2 separate regions of the Homo sapiens genome follow, and region 1 is linked to region 2. A link is a loop called in an ENCODE intact Hi-C map of the cell type or tissue named here. Cell type or tissue: PC-9. All regions are shown on one strand. Each heading gives the region's core, and the rest is flanking DNA. Links, peaks and the distances in the headings are about the cores only. Region 1 has its middle 3.4 kb from the start of MYL3. Region 2 overlaps KLHL18 (kelch like family member 18).

The links. Hi-C counts contacts between places; a loop is a spot of excess contacts. Peaks named below come from ENCODE experiments on the same cell type or tissue, not always from the same donor. Only the 100,000 strongest peaks of a DNase experiment are listed, where the experiment ranks them.
Region 1: it touches region 2 in a loop (4-fold over the local background); 13 of 110 quality-filtered maps call a loop at or near these places.

The regions. Positions count from the first base shown.
Region 1 is chr3:46,865,434-46,868,334 of GRCh38, forward strand. It overlaps a transcript of MYL3 not described here. Among named protein-coding and RNA genes, the nearest start is that of MYL3, 3.4 kb to the left of the region's middle. In PC-9, for the core only: CTCF peaks have their summits at 1,486 (motif pointing right) and 1,692; no DNase peak of the experiment used is centred there.
Region 2 is chr3:47,322,642-47,325,542 of GRCh38, forward strand. KLHL18 (kelch like family member 18) reads left to right here. Exons shown (of 10, transcript NM_025010.5): 3 at 1-67. Among named protein-coding and RNA genes, the nearest start is that of KLHL18, 41 kb to the left of the region's middle. RefSeq lists a silencer at 1,078-1,372. In PC-9, for the core only: a CTCF peak has its summit at 1,845 (motif pointing left); DNase peaks (open chromatin) are centred at 1,190 and 1,770; H3K27ac peaks cover 1,320 bases.

The sequences.
Region 1 (2,901 bases), core at 211-2,710, 460 kb before region 2:
AGGCCTGCCGACCCTCAGGACAACGGGCTCTGGAAGTCACACGGGAGCCCCAGCCACCCACAGACACCGCCAACAAGACCAATTTCCTTGTGTTCATCATGAGGGAAGCAGAGGGCCAGAGCAGAGGACATATACAGGGCCCTCTCTCCCATCTCATTTCTTTCATCCTCACACAATTACCACCCCTTGGAAACCACCCAACGTTGGCCCAAATGGGGGTAAGCCAGTGACAAGAGCATCCTGGGCCTCAGTGTCCAGGTCTGTGATCTGGGATGGGCAGGCTCATGCAGCCAGCCAGAGCCACATAGTGCCACCTTCCTCCACCTGTGTGTGGCAGAGTCAAGGCAGTGGCTTGGGCCCCTCCTGTCACACACAGGGCAAACGTGGTCCTGCAGCAGGGACAGGGTGCACAGAGCCATCCTCACTCCCTCATCAGGACCCAGATGAAGGCTAGGGCCAGGATGGTGACTGCCTGAGCTCTGATTCTGGGCATGTCCCTGCTGGCTTGGGAACAACAGTGCCCCAGGACTCACCCACAGGCCCACCCTCAAACCTATAACAACTGCCTAGCCCCCAGTAGGCACTCTTCAGGACCAGCCAGAGCCCTCCCAGGCACACCGAGACCAGGAGCAAGGCATGGGGTGAACAGGAGGCAGGAAGGTGGGCAGGGAGTTGGGGGTGGAGGGAGGGAGGGTGGGCAGCAGTTGGCGGTAAGAACAGGCCACACCATGCCTGGCACTTCCCTCTCTCTCCCACATCCCAACCTGAGCTTTGTGCCCTTCAGGAGTCAGCCTAGCAGGCAGGATCTGGGCAGGGCCTCGGGGGCCTGGAGAGCCAGGGCTGGGGGTCTGGGTCCTACTGCTTCAGCTCCCAAAGCTCTGATGTCTGAGCTGCAGCCCAGTGTGCTGCAGGCTGGCACACGCCATGTCCCAGAGCCCTCTCAGGCAGCCACTTACCTCTCCCTTCCCCCAGCCAAGGAGAATGCGGGGAAGATATGGGCCCTGACTTCTGAGGAGCCTGTGGACTAAGGCAGGAAAGCCCGGCCACGCCGGCCTTCTTCTGGGCTCTTGTTACCTGGCGTCTTCCGTGTGTCCGCCTTCCTATGAATGTCAGCCATCACAGGAGGGAGGAATGTTCTGCTCTTCCACAGCTACATTTTCCCAGGACCTGGTACACCACAGGCATTCAATAAATGCTGGATGAACAAATGTTCCAAATATCTCAGTTTACCCACCTCTCACAGAGGTACTGGAACCCCTTGCTAAACCCTGTCCTGGAGTGGGCCCGGAGAGATGGGGAGATTTGCCAACTGACTGACAGGAGCTCTGGCGGTGCAGAGGGCACTCTGGGACAGTAGTGCGGCCAGCAGCTGCCTCCAAGCCCACCCACCACTTCCCCATGCCCACCCCAATTCAGGCGTGCTCTTCACAGACTAAAGAGGTGAGGGTGACCCCTGTGGTACAGGCAGTGACTGGACCACGATCAGCCAGCAGGGGGCGCAGAAGGGATGGGAACCGACCTTTGGTTCCTGAACTCAAACCCCAGAACCCAGAATCCCAACCCAGACCCCAGATCAGGAAACCGGAACCCCAAGCTCAGACCCCAGACTCAGGTCTCACAATTTGAGTGCCAAACTCAGAACCCAGAACCCAGATTCCAGGACTAGACCCCACTGTGGAGACCTAGACCCAGATCCTGGCACCCAAACCCTGACCAAAGACTCCAAGACCCAGGATGGTAAACCCGGACCTTCAACCCAGACTCCGGACCCCAGACCCCAGACACAGGAACCAGGATTCTAAACCCAGACCCCAGATCCAGGACTCAAGCCCCAGGACTCTAAACCCAGACTTCCAGGACTGCAAACCCAAACCCCAGACCCAGGACCCAGGACAAGGGCTGACGGATTTCCAGATCAGCGTGGCCCTGTGTGGACAAGGCCAGTGGGAAGGGGCACCGGGGGGTCACACTCTTGGCAACAGCGGGGGTAGCTGCTTGGCAGACCTCCCTGGTAGCGTTCAGAAGGGCATGAAGAATGTCCATCATCCTGTCAGAGCCAATTTGGGGAGCTCAGACTATGGTTGCCACGTGGAGGGTGGGCAGAAGGAGGTAAGGGCCAGCTGTCCCCTGGGCCTAAGAGCCAGAGGCAGGGAAACAGGGTCGGGCTCCCCACGTGCCCTTGTCCCCTGGGCCGCAGTCTCCGCAGGCAGCCATGGCCCGCCCTGGCCTGCCGGTCCCGCCCCTCCTGGCCCACAGCCTCTGGGCTGGGACGCAGGCCCACACTTCCCGGAGGAGTCGAGAACACGGCCTGGGCCAGACCCAGAGCCTTAGAAGTAGGTCAAATGTTGCCGCGCAGCAGGTCCTGGGGACCCTGTCCTGGTGTGGGCAGGCCCGTAGGCTGCAGCTCACTTACCAGGGCCCACTTGTGTGTCCACATAGATGTGAACCCACCGCTACACACTGGACACCCATGAACACAGACCCCACGCGGGGCCCCTAGGTCCCTGTCCAGTTGCACAGATGGGGAGACCGTGGCCCCAAGGAGGCAAGAGCTGCCCAGCAATTCTGACTAGAGATGGCACGAGGCAGGTACAAGGACCAGCAGAAGGAGATAAATTTCTACACCATCCCATGGCCCTGGAGCCTCAGATGAAAGTCTGACTCCTAGGAGGACTTCCCAGCAAAGCCGCTCTGCCACTAACAGGATGGGGCCCACCTCCCAGAGGCACAACCCCGGGCCTTGAGAGATGGAAAAGAGTACCCAAGGGGAAGGCAGTAGACTCCCTATGCTCCTGTGACCCGGGCTGGTCCCTGCTCCTCTTGGCCTCAGTTTCCCCACCTGTACCATGGCCATGGGTGGGGCACTGTGATTCCAGGTTCAGAGGACAGTCTCTGCCCCTG
Region 2 (2,901 bases), core at 317-2,816:
TGATGGGGGCGAGCTTCCTGCAGCTGCAGAGCATCAAAGACGCCTGCTGCACATTCCTTCGAGAACGGTGAGGTGATGTGGTGGGCCTGGTGGAGAACATGACTATTTCATTTCTGGAATCTTCTGCCAGTTTGCTGAGTTCTTGGGACCATATATAGGTTTATGAAGGGAGTGAGCTGGAAAGGTTATTCTGCAGCACTTACATTTCTTGAAATCAGTTTGTAGCAGTGCCCACTTCTTTGAGATGAATTTTTTCAGAACATGATTTACATAGTCCAGCCTGCCCTTTCCCTTGGCTTGACATGTACATCTTCTGTTCCTCCCCCTCCGATCTCACCAGCCACTAATTTAGCTGATTTCTCACCAAACTGATTTGTGCAGTGCTCCTCTACTGTTCCATAGCCATCTCCATCTTTGTTTAGGTACTTTGCTCTCTGAATTTCTTTTCTTTTCTTTTTTTTTTTCAAGACAGGATCTTGCTCTGTCACCCAGGCTGGAGTGCAGTGGTATGATCTCGCCTCACTGCAACCTCTGCCTCCCATGTTCCAGCAATCCTCCCACCTCAGCCTCCCGAGTAGCTGGAACTACAGGCACGTGCCACCACACCTGGCTAATTTTTGTAATTTTTTTGGTAGAGATGTGGTTTTGCCATGTTGCCCAGGCTGGTCTCAAACTCTGCCCACCTTGGTCTCCCAAAGTGCTTGGATTACAGGCATAAGCCACTGCTCCCAGCCCTCTTTGAATTTCTTGACCTTCCTTTTCATACTTCAGTTATTTAAGAGCCTACCCAAATTTCACTTACTGGAATTCTCTATCCTCCTTAGTCCATTGGGAACTATCATTGTATGCACTTTTATGGTTGGGACCATGGATTATACCCCCACCTATTTCCAGTGCTTGGCAGTAGGCCTCGTGGGTCTCCTGTGACCTTCTGCCTGAGCAGTTAAGAAGGCTCTCCCTCCCCCTCAAGAGCCAGAGCTCTTAGTCATAAGGTAAAGGCCTTTTAACCAGCAGAGGCTTGGGGATGTGGGTTAGTGCTGGGCCACAGACAGGCAGGAGGACCCCAAACAGCACCCCTGTGTCTATGGTGCTTCACACACCCAGCCTTCACCTGAGCCTACTCTGATCACTAGGTATCTGGTCTGTCAGCATTCCTCCTGACTCAGATCTGCCCTCCGAACCTCATCCCCTCATGGAGCTGACCTCCCCTCCCCTATTCTCACTCCACCTATCCAGTTCAGTTAGCAGCTTATGGACCACACCCGCTGTCTGTTCATATCCTGCCCACACGGTGCTCATGGTCATCACACTGAGTACTGCTGTGTGTACAGCTAATCAAATAACCGTGGTAATGATGCCTAAGATTTAGTGGGGAGCTCATCTGCTGAACACTGGGTAAAGGGTTTCATCCTGAGGTAAGTGGTGCTGTTCGCAGTTTTATAAAGACCTTGTAGTAAGAGTAAAGCTGCGGAACCAACCTTGTCCCTGCTGTGGGATGCCTTCTGGGGCAGGCCAGAGGGTGCATATGGAGATGTGAGGAGCACACACTATCTTTCCTGCTCGTTTGTGAGCTTTTTAAGACACAGACTGGACTTAGTTCACCTCTTTTTCCCACAGAACTTGGAAAATGACTTCCTTTTTTCTTTTTCTTTCTTTCTTTTTTTTTTTTTTTTTTTTTTTTTTCTGTAAGGTAGAGCCCCAGGCTTGGAGGCCTTGGGCTTTACCACTGCTGAAATGACTCTGTGGCTAAGTAGGATTAATCCTGGAAAGGATTGTTGACGAGCCTCGAATCTTCACCAATGGACAACAGCTCCACCTAGGGGGCTTTTGAGATTGTCACTGTCAACACTGGATCCAGGCTATGTTGTAAAGTACTGTTATCTAAAAGTTGCTTAGAAAAGTGATTTTTAGGCCAGATGAGGTGGTTCATGCTGTAATCCCAGCATTTTGGGAGGCCAAGGCAGGAGGATTGCTTGAGGTTAGGATTTCCAGACCAGCCTGTATGGCAGAGCAAGACCCTGTCTCTACAAAAAAAAAATTTTTTTAATTAGTCAAGTGCAGTGGCTCACATCTATAGTCCCAGCTACTGGAGAGGCTAAGGTGGGAGAACTGCTTGAACCAGGAGCCCAAGGCTGCAGTGAGTTACAATCACCTTACTCCAGCTTGGGCAACTGAGCAAGACTCTGTCTCTAAAAACTAAAAAGAAAAAAGAAAAGTCATTTTTAGGCCAGTGCAGGTTTGCATGCACCAGTAGCATTTTAGGAATAAGTACTTACGCATAAACCTGATGTTTTGAGCCTATCTTTGACATTTTTTCATTCAGCCCTTCAGGACCCTTTCTGAGACCTAAACCTATACCTCTCCTGTTTCCTGCCACAGACTCCAGAGCCATGGCCTGCTTTCTGTTTTCTCACCAGTAGTTCCTATTATTGTCTCTGTTCCTTGGAATGATTCTCCCTGAGCCTCGCTACAGAATGTGATGGTGTCTCCCAGCTCCCCACTTCGTATGTGCCCTTGAAGGTGCATCATTTTCTTTTTTTTCTTTTTTTTTTTAAGGCGGAGCCTTGCTCTGTGAGACAGAGTGTCACTCTTGTTGCCCAGGCTGGAGTGCAGTGGCGCGATCTTGGCTCACTGCAAGCTCCGCCTCCTGTGTTCACGCCATTCTCTCGCCTCAGCCTCCCAAGTAGCTGGGACTACAGGCGCCTGCCACCACGCCTGGCTAATTTTTTGTACTTTTAGTAGAGACGGGGTTTCACCATGTTAGCCAGGATGGTCTCGATCTCCTGACCTTGTGATCCGCCCGCCTCAGCCTCCCAAAGTGCTGGGATTACAGGCGTGAGCCACCACGCCCAGCCGAGGGTGCATCATTTTCAAGATTTGATTGCCAGCGACTTGAGGAAA